2 separate regions of the Homo sapiens genome follow, and region 2 is linked to region 1. A link is an interaction called in ENCODE POLR2A ChIA-PET data of the cell type or tissue named here. Cell type or tissue: CD4-positive, alpha-beta T cell. All regions are shown on one strand. Each heading gives the region's core, and the rest is flanking DNA. Links, peaks and the distances in the headings are about the cores only.

Region 1 (8,387 bases), core at 1,961-5,960:
CGTGAGCCACCGCGCCTGGCCTGTATTTTTTTAGAGATGGAGTTTCATCATGTTGGCCAGGCTGGTCTTGAACTCCTGACAGGTGATCCGCCTGCCTCAGCCTCCCAAAGTGCTGGGATTACAGGCGTGAGCCACCGTGCCTGGCCTGTTAATTTTTGTATTTTTAGTAGAGACAGGGTTTTGCCACATTGGCCAGACTGGTCATGAACTCCTGACCTCAAGTGATCCACCCACCTTGGCCTCCCAAAGTGCTGGGATTACAGGCGTGAGCCACCGCGCCTGGCCTGTATTTTTTTAGAGATGGAGTTTCATCATGTTGGCCAGGCTGGTCTTGAACTCCTGACAGGTGATCCGCCTGCCTCAGCCTCCCAAAGTGCTGGGATTACAGGCGTGAGCCACCGTGCCTGGCCTGTTAATTTTTGTATTTTTAGTAGAGACAGGGTTTTGCCACATTGGCCAGACTGGTCATGAACTCCTGACCTCAAGTGATCCACCCACCTTGGCCTCCCAAAGTGCTGGGATTACAGGTGTGAACCACCGCGCCTGGCCAAGCAGAACCATTTTGAAATGTTCCCTGTGAGTGGATCAGCAGCGGACATAGCACTTCTGTTACAATATAAAGTACCTGGAGAAAATGAGTCATTGCAAATTAGATTGTATAAAGATCACTTTGGCTATAGTTGATAGACAAAGGTAGTGGCTTAGGTTAGATGTGTGGCTTATGAACAGAAGGAAAACAAATAGATTCCAGAGATGAGAAAAAATCTATACAGTTTAGGCCAAGTACGGTGGCTTACTATTGTAATCCCAGCACTCTGGGAGGCCGAGGCGGCTGGATCATTTGAGGTCAGAAGTTCGAGACTAGCCTGGCAAACATGGTGAAACCCTGTCTCTACTAAAAATACAAAAAAAAAATTAGCTGGGCGTGGTGGCGCACTCCTGTAATCCTAGCTATTCAGGAGTCTGAGGTAGGAGAATCACTTGAACTTGGGAGGCAGAGGTTGTGGTGAGCCAAGATTGCGCCACTGCACTCCAGCCTCGGTGACAGAGCAAGACTCCATCTCAAAAAAAAAAAAAAAAAAAAAAAAAAAACTATATAGTTTAGTGACAGACTTAATGTGTCAGTGCTTGCTCTACAAATGCCAATCAAATGAAATTATATCTTTACTGCTATAAAAGACACAGTATTCAATATGGATCTCATTCAATCTATAAATAAGGGTGCTGTCATAAATTCTAAAATCATAAAATGTCAGAGTTACAGAGTATCTGTGAAGTCATCTGGTCTGGCCATGACAAGTAGGCTTCATCTCACATAGCAACTCTAGTTGAAGTCACAGATCCACCTGAGTCATTCTAGACTCCTTCCTTTCACTACTCACATCTACTTCATTAACAATTCCATCTGTTCTCCCTCCCACTTCATCTCTTAAATCAGTCTACCTACCTTGATCTCCACTATCATCCTAGTCTGAGGCACATCATTTCTTGCTTGGATGACTTGCAGTAGCCTCCAAACCTTTTTTCCCATTGCCAATCAATTCTCTTCACACTTATCAGAGTGATCTTAACATTGAGAAGGATAATTTGACAGCCTTTGTCAAAATTTTAAATGTAAACTGCCTTTAACCCAGCAACAATTCCAGTTCTAGGAATATGTTCTAAACAAAACTCACATGTGGAGAGAAATAAATGTGTGTGTGTGTGTACACACACACACACGTATAGATGAATATATACATATATTTGTGTATACAATCATCCCTCAGTATCTATGGGGAATTGGTTCCGTAGACCCCCATGGATACCAAAATCTGAAGATACTCAAAAATATAAAATAGCACAGTATCTGCATATAACCTATGCATATCTTCCTGTGTACTTTAAATCATCTCTAGATTACTTATAATACCTACTAATATGCCTATACACTACTTCATTCCTGTGGATTTAATGTAGTACTTGACACAGCAAATTCAAGTTTTGCTTTTTGGAACTTTGTGGAATTTTTTTCCTGAAAGTATTTGCATGATGGCAACACTGCACTTCAGCCTGGGCGACAGAGTAAAACTGTCTCTTAAAAAAATGTTTTTTTAATTTTTTAAATTAAAAAAATAAAAATCCACAGATGTGGTACCCACGGATACAAAGGGCTGACAGTAAATACATATATATGTATATGTGCATATGTACATACATGTGTATATGCAAACGCCATAATCATTATATTATCATATATAATATTCAAAAGGGAGAAACAAATTGCCTAGAAAAAGAAATTAAGGGAATATTGGTACAGTTATAGTACAAACCTCTATGTAGCCATTTAAATGAATGCAATGGTCCTATAAGAATTGACAAGGGGCCGGGTGCAGTGGCTCATGCTTATAATCTCAGCATTTTGGGAGGCCAAGGCAGGAGGATCATTTGAGCTCAGGAGTTTGAGACCAGCCCGCACAACATAGAAAGACCCCGTGTCTTTACAAAAAATTTAAAAATTAGTCAGGCGAGGTGGCATGCACTTGAGTCCCAGCTACTCAGGGGGCTGGGGTAGGGGATCCATTGAGCCCAGGAGGTCGAGGCTGTGATGAACCATGATTGTACCACTGCACTTCAGCCTGCGCAACAGAGGGAGACTATCTCTTAATTTTAACTTTAAAAATTAAAAAAAATGGGGCAGGTGTAGTGGCTCATGTCTGTAATCCCAGTGCTTTGGGAGGCCAAGATGGAATGATCACCAGCCTGGGCAATATAATAAGACCTCGTCTCTACAAAAACAAACAAACAAAATTAATTAGCCAGGCACAGCGGCTAATGCCTGTTGTCACAGCTACTTCAGATGCTGAGGTGGGAGGATGGCTTGAGCCTGGGAGGTCAAGGTTGCAGTGAACTGCAATCATGGCACTGCACTCTAGCCTGGGTGACAGAGCAAAAGACCCTGTCTTCAGCCATAAAAAGGAATCATTACTGACATATGCAACTTGGATGAACCCCAAAAACATTTAAATAAAAGCAGCCAGACACAAAAAAATCACATATTGTATGATTTCTTTTATATGCAATATCCAGAATAGTTAACCCATAGAGCCAACTGATGGTTGCCAGGAGATGAAAGGAGGGGAGAATGAAAAGTGATTATTTATTGGGTACAGGTTGTTCTTCTGAGGGAATGAAAAGATTCTTCAACTAGAGAGCTGCCGTGGGTGCATAACATTGTGAATGCGCTAAATGCCACAAAATTATACACTTTAAAAGATTAATTATATGTTATCCGAATTTCACCTCAATTAAAAAAAAAGGCATTATGCAAAGTAAAAAGTAAGCCAGGCTCAAAAAAGACCACATATTGAATGATTCCATTTATGTAAAATTCCCAGAGAAGTTAAAACCAGAAAAACACAAAGTAGATGAGCGGTAGGCTGGGGCTGCAGGGGGAATGGGGAGTGACTGCAAATAGACACAAAAGAGGGAACTTTTGGGGGTGAAAAATGTTCTCAAAGTGTGGTGATAGCTGTACAAGTCTGTAAGTTTACTAAAAATAAATTGTACACTTAAAATGGGTGAATTTCATGATATATAAATTATATCTCAATAAAGCTCTGAAAAAAAAAACTATTGAAAGTCCTTCAACATGAGTCATGTAAATTTTAAGTACAACGAAAATAGGAAGGAAAAGAAACAAAGAGATGCAGAAATAAGCAGGAAAAAACTAGGACATTTTTCATTCATTTAGTAAATATTTACTATATGCTAGACATTGAGATTAGGGAGGGAGCAAAACAAACCATCTGTCCTCATGGAACTTATAATCTAATTGTGACTAACAATAAAAAAGCACATCCTATAACACAATGCAGCAATGACGCAGTAGGTTCTGAGGTGTAGTAACAGGAAGAAAATAATTTACCACATCCTTTATTCATTTGGTGTTACAGGCAACTTTGAGCAGAAAAAGCTTTTTTTTTTTTTTTTCGAGACTCTCACTCTGTCGCCCAGGCTGGAGTGCAGTGGCACAATCTTGGCTCACTGCAAGCTCCGCCTCCCAGGTTCACGCCATTCTCCTGCGTCAGCCTCCTGAGTAGCTGGGACTACAGGCGCCTGCCACCACGCCTGGCTAATTTTTTGTGTTTTTAGTAGAGACGGGGTTTCACCGTGTTAGCCAGGATGGTCTCAATCTCCTGACCTTGTGATCCGCCCGCTTTGGCCTCCCAAAGTGCTGGGATTACAAGGCGTGAGCCACTGCGCCTGGCCAGAAAAAACTTTTACTACTTTATTTGATACCTTATGTTCTAATTAAACTTGAAAAAATTTAGTTCTGAAATACACGTGGATTTTTTAAACTCTGAGAACTTTGTAAACACAACTGTGTTCTACAGACAGCAAAAGCTTCTCTAAACTTGTGTTAGTCACATGGTCAAATTAGACATAATGCTCCGTACATATTGAAGCACAAAGAACTAAAGATAAGAGGCAAATAATTCTGACTGGAAAAGAATAGGAGGTACCTCTTCTAGTTTCTGGATACAGAAGACAAAAGTCCATTTGCATAGAAATTTGGGCAAGAGAGCCTTAATTCTTCCTTGGGTATAATGAAGTTGTCCGCCGGGCATAGGGGCTCACACCTGTAATCCCAGCAAGAGGACTGCTGAGACCAAGGGTTCGAGACCAACCTGGGCAAGGTGGCAAGACCCTATCTCTACCAAAAAAAAAAAAAAAAAAAAAATTAGCTGGCAGGATGGTATGCACGTGTAGTCCTAGATATTTGGGAGGCTGAGGCAGGAGGATTGCTGGAATCCAGGAGTTCGAGGTTTCAGTGAGCTATCATCAAGCCACTGCATTACAGCCTGGGCTACAGAGTAAGATCCTGTCTCTTTAAAAAAAAGGCTGGACATGGTGGCTCACGCCTGTAATCCCAGCATTTTGGGAGGCCGAGGCGGCGGATCACGAGGTCAGGAGATTGAGATCATCCTGGCTAACACAGTGAAACCCTGTCTCTACTAAAAATACAAAAAATTAGCCAGGCGTGGTGGCACGCACCTGTAGTCTTAGCTACTTGGGATGCTGAGGCAGAAGAATCACTTGAACCCGGGAGGCGGAGGTTGCAGTGAGCCGAGATTGTGCCACTGCACTCCAGCCTGGGCAACAGAGCGAGACTCCATCTCAAAAAAACAAAACAAAACAAAACAAAACAAAACAAAAACGCTAAAAGCTGTCTACTGTCTCCAGAAAATTTTATATAATTTAGGTAGCTGCTATGAGCCATGTTAAAGATCCTAAGTAAAGCCAGATAAGATAAAGGAGGAAAGTGGGGCCAGGATGTGTTGGCTCACACCTGTAATTCCAGTACTTTAGGAGGCCAAGGCGGGTGGATCACCTGAGGTCAGGAGTTCAAGACCAACCTGGCCAACATGGCGAAACCCCACCTCTACTAAAAATACAAAAATTAGGGCCAGGCGCAGTGTAATCCCAGCACTTTAAGAGGCCGAGGTGGGTGGGTCACGAGGTCAAGAGATGGAGACCATACTGGCCAACATGGTGAAACCCTGTCCCTACTAAAAATACAAATATTAGCTAGGCGTGGTGTCTCGCGCCTGTGGTCCCAGCTACTCAGGAGGCTGAGGCAGGAAAATCACTTGAACCCAGGAGGCACAGGTTGCAGTGAGCTGAGATAGTGCCACTGCACTCCAGTCTGGCGACAGAGCGAGAATCCGTCTCAAAAAGATTAAAAAAAAAAAAATTAGCCTGGCGTGGTGGCTTGCACATGTAATCCCACCTACTCAGGAGGCTGAGGCAAGAGAATTGCTTGAACCACGGAGGTGGAGGTTTCAGTGAGCCAAGATTTTGCCACTGCACTCCAGCCTGGGCAACAAGAGTGAGACTCCATCTCAAAACAAAAAATAAATAATCAAGGAGGAAAGTTATTAACGTTAACAGAGAAGGGTCACTGAGTGGGATATTCAACTGACTTTAACAATCCTTTCTATCCACACAGAAAGTTAACAGGTTTTCAACATTTTAAGAAAAATATTTTTTGAATCTTGATCTAAGTTTGGCCATTTTGCTGATTTTAAACATTCTGTAATGCCTTGTTCCATTTGTATTTCCAGAAAGTTCCATGAGTCTGACATGCACCAGAGTAGAAAATCATTGCTACAAATTGAAAACATATCATAGAATCAGAGGAGTTCAGAGTTTATTCAGCCTTGAAATTGGGGAAGCCCTCCAGCAACTTACAGCACAGCTCTAATAGGAAACAAGCAGATCATTTTTATTTTCTAATCTCAAGCTTTGTGCTTTATAAATATTTAGTTATTAATTTCAACAGATTTTTCAGGATATAAAGAAAATGGCTGCAGTTTCAATTTACCAGTTCTTTTTGTTTGTTTTGTTTTATTTTTGAGACAGAGTCTCGCTCTGTTGCCCAGGCTGGAATGCAATGGTGCAATCTCGGCTCAATGCAGCCTCCACCTCCCAGGTTCAAGTGATTCTCCCACCTCAGCCTCCCAAGTAGCTGGGAAACTACAGGCGCCCACCACCACACCTGGCTAATTTTTGTATTTTCAGTAGAGACAGGGTTTCGCCATGTCAGCCAGGTTGGTCTTGAACTCCCGACCTCAGGTGATCTGCCTGCCTCGGCCTCCCAAAGTGCTGGAATTACACGCGTTAGCCACTGCACCCAGCCTTCAATTTACCAGTTCTAAAGCCCCTTGATATTCAAACAGTGCTGGCATGGTTTTGTTATGTACAAACATACATACACACACATACACATACATATAAAATATATGATATACATACATATTTTATATATTATATATATATATGACTTAGCTCATACCTGACAAAAAGTAAGTCAGCTTTATTATGCTTTAAAAAGGAAGCTGGACGGGCACGGTGGCTCACACCTGTAATCCCAGCACTTTGGGAGGCTGAGGCGGGCGGATCACGGGGTCAGGAGATTGAGACCATCCTAGCTAACAGGGTGAAACCCCGTCTCTACTAAAAATACAAGAAATTAGCCAGGCGTGGTGGCGGGCGCCTGTCCCAGCTACTCGGGAGGCTGACGCAGGAGAATCGCTTGAACCTGGGAGGCGGAGGTCACAGTAAGCCGAGATCGCGCCACTGCACTCCAGCCTGGGTGACAGAGCAAGACTCTGTCTCAGCGGAAAAAAAAAAAAAGAAGAAGAAAGAAGAAGAATGAAAACAGGGCCAGGCGTGGTGGCTCACGCCTGTAATCCCAGCACTTTGGGAGGCCAAAGCAGGCGGATCACAAGGCCAGGAGTTTGAGACCAGCCTGACCAACATGGTGAAACCCCATCTCTACTAAAAATAAAAAAATTAGCTGGGCGTGGTGGCACGCGCCTGTAATCCCAGCTACTCAGGAGGCTGAGGCAGGAGAATCGCTTGAACCCAGAAGGTGGTGGTTGCAGTGAGCCAAGATCACACCATTGCACTGCAGCCTGGGTGACAGTGCGAGACTCCATCTCAAAAAAAAAAAAAAAAAAAAAGAAGCTAGAAGCTGGCTTTATTACTAATACTTCTCCAACCTTGCCTCCTATACCTCTCTCCCCTGTTCCCATCTGACCATCTAAAACCCTCCTTCTGCCCAGAAAAGGAATATTTTCACAGCCTGTGTGTGTACATCCACTGATACCCTCCTTCTCATTCTTCCAGGCAGTTCCTATATCCCTCCCCTAGAATCCTGTACATTTATAAGTGAAAACACCCTAGGCACATTGAAACTGGTTCATTGTCTGTCTAGAGTATAGACCATGAACTCTTAGAAGACTGGCATTTTGTCAGACTCATTTCTAAATCTCTAGCATCTAGCACAGTGCTCAGCACATGGCGGATTAAAATTTACTAACTGGGGCCGAGGCAGGCGGATCACAAGGTCAAGAGATAGAGACCATCCTGGCCAACATGGTGAAACCCCATCTCTACTAAAATACAAAAATTAGCCGGGTGTGGTGGCGCGTGACTGTAGTCCCAGCTACTCAGAAGGCTGAGGCAGGAGAATTGCTTGAACCTGGGAGGTGGGGGTTGCAGTGAGCCGAGATCGCACCACTGCACTCCAGCCTTGCGACAGAGAGAGACTCCATCTCAAAAAAAAGAAAAAATTTACTAACTGGGTATACAAATTATCCTATCCAAACTTCAGCCTGCAGATAGTCTCTCAACAGCAGTACAGTATGGAATCAAAGCAATGTTCACCTCACCTAAGCCCCTCTTTTTCCAGGGCAACCACAGAGCAAGTTTACCCACCCAATGCAAGTTTAAAAGGAGAGCTCCACTGTAAACCCAAAGTATTATGAGGTTCCTTCTTAAGTTTATAAGCTTAAACATTTAGCATTAAACCAATTAAGGAGACTGGGTACAATGGCTCA
Region 2 (6,193 bases), core at 2,194-6,193, 310 kb before region 1:
TAGATACATACCCAGAAAAAATATGTTCCTTTTACGACGCTTTTTTTTTTTTTTTAATAGAGAGGGAGTCTCGCTCTGTCACCCAGGCTGGAGTGAAGTGGCTCAAAAAAAAAAAAAAATTGATTGCTTGTTCAGTGGGTGGGGAGAAACTCCCATACATTTGGTCACAGAAATCTTGTGTTGATTGTTCTGGTGTGAGAGAATAGAAGAAGCACTCTGAGTTTTTTTTTCCACTTTTTTCGGGGGCAGGGATGGAGTCTCTCTCTCTGTTGCCCAGGCTAGAGTACAGTGACACAATATCAGCTCACTGCAACCTCCGCCTCCTGGGTTCAAGCCATTCTCATGCCTCACCCTCCCAAGTGGCTAAGACTACAGGTGCATGCCACCACGCCTGGCTAATTTTTGTATTTTTTAGTAGAGACAGGGTTTCACTGTGTTGGCCAGCCTGATCTCGAACTCCAGACCTCGTGATCTGCCCACCTCAGCCTTCCAAAGTGTTGGGATTACAGGCGTGAGCCACCACACCCAAACAGTTTTCCACATTTATGTATCAATAAACAATTAGAAAATAAAAATTGTGGCCGGGTGCAGTGGCTCACACCTGTAATCCCAGAACTTTGGGAGGCCAAGGAGGGCAGATCACTTGAGGTCAGGAGTTCAAGAGCAGACTAACCAACATGGTAAAACCCCATCTCAACTAAAAATACAAAAATTAGGCCGGGCGCAGTGGCTCAAGCCTGTAATCCCAGCACTTTGGGAGGCCGAGGCAGGCGGATCACAAGGTCAGGCGTTCGAGACCAGCCTGGCCAACATGGTGAAACCCCATCTCTGCTAAAAAAAAAAAATGCAAAGATTAGCTGGGCATGGAGGCGTTCCCCTGTAATCCCAGCTACTCAAGAGGCTGAGGCAGGAGAATCACTTGAACCCGGGAAGCGGAGGTTGCAGTGAGCCGAGATTGTGCCACTGTACTCCAGCCTGGGCAACAGAGTGCGACTCCGTCAAAAAAAAAAATACAAAAATTAGGCCGGGTGCAGTGGCTCATGCCTGTAATCCCAGCACTTTGGGAGGCCGAGGCAGGTGGTTCACAAGGTCAGGAGATCGAGACCATCCTGGCTAACATGGTGAAACCCCGTCTCTACTAAAAATAATACAAAAAATTAGCCAGGCGTGGTGGCAGGTGCCTGTAGTCCCGGCTACATGGGAGGCTGAGGCGGATGGATCACCTGAGGTCGGGAGCTCGAGACCAGCCTGGCCAACATGATGAAACCCCGTCTCTACTAAAAATACAAAAAAATTTAGCTGGGCGAGGTGGCAGGCCCCTGTAATCCCAGCTACTTGGGAGGCTGAGGCAGTAGAATCGCTTGAACCCGGGAGGCAGAGGTTGCAGTAAGCCGTGATCACGCCATCACACTCCAATCTGGGGACAAGAGCTAGACTTCGTCTCAAAAAAAAAAAGAAAAGAAATTTAAACTACACTATTTATAATACCATAAAAAAAAACAAAGGAAAAAATGAAACATATATAAGACTTTGAAATAGAAAAAATATTATATAATAGAAAATTGAGAGAGAAGGAAAGAAAACTAAATACAAGAGCAGAAATACCATGTTAATGCATTGGAAAACTCAATATAGTAAAATGTCAATTCCACAGAAATGGCCAGGTGTGGTGGCTCACACCTGTGATCCCAGCACTTTGGGAGGCTGAGGCGGGTGGATCACCTGAGGCCAAGAGTTTGAGACCAGCCTGGGTAATCTGGTGAAACCCCATCTCTATTAAAAATACAAAAAACTTAGCTGGGTGTGGTGGCAGGCACCTGTAATTCCAGCTACTCTGGAGGCTGAGGCAGGGGAATCACTTGAACCCAGGAGGCAGAGGTTGCAGTGAGCCGAGATCATGCCATTGTTCTCCAGTCTGCTGTCTGTCTTGCTACTTCTTGTGGGGTTAACGGTCTTAAGGCTTCCAGAACAAGTTTTTTTTTTTTTTTTTTTTTGACGGAGTCTCGCTCTGTCACCCAGGCTGGAGTGCAGTGGCATGATCTTGGCTCACTGCAACCTCCGCCTCCTGGGTTCAAGCAATTCTCTGCCTCAGGCTCCTGAGTAGCTGGGATTACAGGCACCCACCACCATGCCCAGCTAATTTTTGTATTTTTAGTAGAGATGGGGTTTCCCCATCTTGGCCAGGCAGGTCTTGATCTCCTGACCTCGTGACCCACCCGCCTCAGCCTCCCAAAGTGCTGGGATTACAGGTGTGAGCCACCGCACCCGGCCAGAAAAAAACAATCTTAAAAAGCAATCGGAGGGTTAAAAAAAAAGAGGGATTTCAGCTAGGTGCACCTGTAATCTCAGCACTTTGGGAGGTCGAGGTGGGAGGATCACTTGAGCCCAGGAGTTTAAGACAAGCCTGGGCAACATAGGGAGACCCTGTCTCTACAAAAAGTAAACAAAATTAGCCAGGCATGGTGGCAGGCACCTGTAATCCCAGCTACTTGGAAAGCTGAGGTAGGAGGATATGCTTCAGCCCAGGAGGCTGAGAGTGACATGAGCCAGTGACTGCACCACTGCACTCCAGCCTGGGCAACAGAGTGAGACTGTCTCAAAAAAAAAAAAGAAGAGAGAGAGAGAGATTTCTTTCAATGAGAGACACTGGCTGTTGAGTTGATGTCTCAACAGAAACAATGGAAGCCGGGAGACAGTAGAATGGAAGCTTCAATATGCTAAGAAAAAATAACCATCAACCTAAGCTCTATACTCACATAAAATAGTGTTTTAGAGAGTAATATAATTTACCATATTAACAGAATAAAAATTTTAAAATCATACAGTCATCTCTACAAATGCACAAAAAGCATTTGACATAATTCAACATCCATCCATAATTAAAACTCTAGGTGTACTAGAAATGCAGAGAACTTCCTCAACCTGATAAAGGACACCTATGAAAAAGCCACAGCTGACATCCTTCCTACTAGTGAAAAACTGAATGTCTTCCCCCTAAACTCGGAAACAAGACACAGATGTCTGCTTTCTCCACTTCTACTCAACATTGTAACTGAGGGCCTAGCCAACACAATAAGGCAAGAAAAAGAAATAAGACATTCAGAATAGGAAAGAAGGCTGGGGGCAGTGGCTCATGCCTGTAATTCTAGCACTTTGGGAGTCCGAGGCAGACAGATTGCCTGAGCTCAGTAGTTCGAGACCAACCTGGGCAACACAGTGAAACCCTGTCTCTACTAAAATACAAAAAATTAGCCAGGCGTGGCAGCATGCACTTGTGGTCCCAGCTACATGGGAAGCTGAGGCAGGATAATTGCTTGAACCTGGCAGGTGGAGGTTGCCGTGAGATGAGATCACGCGCCACTGCACTCCAGCCTGGGAGACACAGACTGTCTCCAGAAAGAAAAAAAAAAAAAAAAAAAAGACAGAATGGAAAAGAAGAAGTAACAGTCGAAGAAAAATATGGCGTAAAAACAAATCGAAACAATACAGGAAGTAAAAAAAGGATAATGCATACGGGCGCGGTGGCTCACGCCTGTAATCCCAGCACTTTGGGAGGCCGAGGCAGGAGGATCACCTGAGGTCGGGAGTTCAAGACCAGCCTGGCCAACACGGTGAAACCCTGTCTCTACTAAAAAATACAAAATTAGCCGGGCGTGGTGGCACATGCCTGTAATCCCAGCTACTCAGGAGGCTGAGGCAGGAGAATTGTTTGAACTCAGGAGGTGGAGGTTGTGGTGAGCCAAGAACACACCATTGCACTCCAGCCTGGGCAACAAGAACGAAACTCCATCTCAAAAAAAAAAAAAAAAAAGATAATGCAGGAGAGACAAATAGCACAAAAGATGCAAATATAACCCCAGAATATCAATAACTACATTAAATTAATTAATTAATTTATTTTTGAGTCGAGGTCTCACTCTGTTGCCCAGGCTGGAGTGCAGTGGCACCAATCACGACTTACTGCAGTCTCAACCTGCTAGGTTCAAGTGATCCTCCTACCTCAGCTTCCCAAAGTACTGGGCTTACAGGCATGAGCCACAGCAACCCCCGGCCCTCTACATTAAATTTAAATGGAATAAATGCTCCTGCTTTTAAAAAAAGAAATACCATCAGGCGCGGTGGCTCATGCCTGTTATCCCAGCACTTTGGCAGGCCAAGATGGGCAGATCACCTGAGGTCAGGAGTTCAAGACCAGCTTGGTGAACATGGTGAAACCCCATCTCTAGTAAAAATACAAAAATTAGGCCGGGCGTGGTGGCGGGCGCCTGTAGTTCCAGCTACTTGGGAGGCTGAGGTAGGAGAATGGCGTGAACCTGGGAGGCGGAGCTTGCAGTGAGCCAAGATCGCACCACCACATTCCAGCCTGCAGCCTGGGTGACAGAGCGAGACTCTGTCTAAAAAAAAAAAAATACAAAAATACAAAAATTAGCCAGGTGTGGTGGTGCACGCCTATAATCCCAGCTACTCGGGAGGCTGAGGCAGGAGAATTGCTTGAACCCGGGAGGCGGAGGTTGCGGTGAGCCGAGATCACATTATTGCACTCCAACCTGGGCAACAGAAGTGAGACTCCGTCTCAAAAAAAAAAAAAAAAAAAAAGCCAAAAGGTGAAGTGAAAGGGTGAAAGGGTAGAAGAAGACCTGTCAGGAACCCTCAGGCAGGACTGACAGGTGTGCAGCCCTGTGCACCACTCCCAAGAGCACCTGGAAGTCCTTAGTGGATAACTGTGTGCATCTATGACATGGCAACTCCACAACCAGATGTGTTTCCAAGAGAATTCTTACACAGCTCCATAAAAGGAGGTATACCAGATGCCCACTGAAGCTATCTATCATGACAACCATTGTGGATTCACACCATTCAGAGGGACACAGCAGTAGTGGGCAAGGGCCAGATGTGCCACAGCAATGTGGCTAGGTCTTACACTACACCGACTTTGCAAGAACTCAAATAATGAAAAGGATGTACCTTATACATAGCAGACCATAGCAGACGGTTGCCTGTGGGGTGGGAAAGGAATGAAATGGTCCTGACATATTAAAGTAAATATATAGGCCAGGCATGGTGGTGCACACCTATAGTTCCAGCTACTCAGGAGGCTGAGGGAGGAGGATGGCTTGAGCCCAGGAGTATGAGACCAGCCTGGGCAACATGGTGAGACTCCATCTCACAAAAATAAATATGTAAGATAGCGGGGGTTGGTCTTGCCCAGACCCAGGATGATCACCTGCCATGAGCAGAGGAGTATGACCATCTCAACCCTCTACACCGAGGCCAAACACAAAGGAAATACAGAATACGGCAAAGAGCCACACACAGGGGCCTGGAACCTTGGTCCCAGCCATGAAACAGTCTACACCCAACATGCAGGTAAATTCATAGGCTGCGCTGGGAGGACACAGATAGAGCTCACACTGGGGCACATGCTTACGCACTGCACCCTACAGGCTCCACAAGCGGGTTCTGAACAAAGGATACCCCTCAGGGGCATGCGCATACTGTGGGGTATAGTCAAGCCCAAGTACCCACCCTGAGGACATCTTGGCACAGGTACACACCCGGGGTGAGTCACAGGACCAGCTGAGGCCAAGGACCTCTAAGAAACCTGCTCAGCCCAAGGCTCAGCAAGCTGGAGCCCTCAGGGTAGGGAGGAGATGGACAGGGGACTAACTGAGCAGGTCTAGGGGGTCCAGCCCAGAACAGGGGATCCCTAAACCCTCTGCTCCAATGCTCTGGCCACCATCTTGAGAGGGCTGAGAGGCCAGAGGGGCAGAGCTATCTCTCTTCCACATACTCTCCTGTGGGGCACAGGCTCAAGCCACCCACCCTGTGACCCACTGGTGCACCCACCTGGCCTCAGGCACAGCACACCTTTCCTCGCTCCACACAAATTTCTTCAGCACGTCAGAGCAGCAGTATTGGTCATCACAGGTACCACAGCAGAAATCTGGACAGGACTCGGGGAAGAGGCTGAGTCCACGGGAAGCCATACACACCTCACCACGTGCTGGAGAGGAGAAACACATCTGTTCACCTGTGCCCACGGGCCAGGCCCCAGCAGACACAGCGCCCTCCCTGGCACAGCCACCAGACCACACACACACACACATGCTGCACCGTCTCTGAGCCACCCTAGCCACAGGCCACCTTCTGACCCCTGGCCACTGCTCCCCCTCAGCCTTGCCCTATCCCACGG

Evidence for each region. Peaks named below come from ENCODE experiments on the same cell type or tissue, not always from the same donor. Only the 100,000 strongest peaks of a DNase experiment are listed, where the experiment ranks them.
Region 2: POLR2A ChIA-PET joins it to region 1 with 5 read pairs; 2 of 35 experiments call an interaction of 5 or more read pairs at or near these places.

Annotation. Positions count from the first base shown.
Region 1 is chr3:48,808,532-48,816,918 of GRCh38, forward strand. The region is part of intron 1 of PRKAR2A (protein kinase cAMP-dependent type II regulatory subunit alpha); the gene reads right to left. Among named protein-coding and RNA genes, the nearest start is that of PRKAR2A, 35 kb to the right of the region's middle. In CD4-positive, alpha-beta T cell, for the core only: no CTCF peak of the experiment used is centred there; a DNase peak (open chromatin) is centred at 3,900; H3K27ac peaks cover 1,463 bases.
Region 2 is chr3:48,495,290-48,501,482 of GRCh38, forward strand. It overlaps SHISA5 (shisa family member 5), which reads right to left. Exons shown (of 6, transcript NM_016479.6): 2 at 5,848-6,004. Among named protein-coding and RNA genes, the nearest start is that of SHISA5, 5.8 kb to the right of the region's middle. In CD4-positive, alpha-beta T cell, for the core only: no CTCF peak of the experiment used is centred there; no DNase peak of the experiment used is centred there.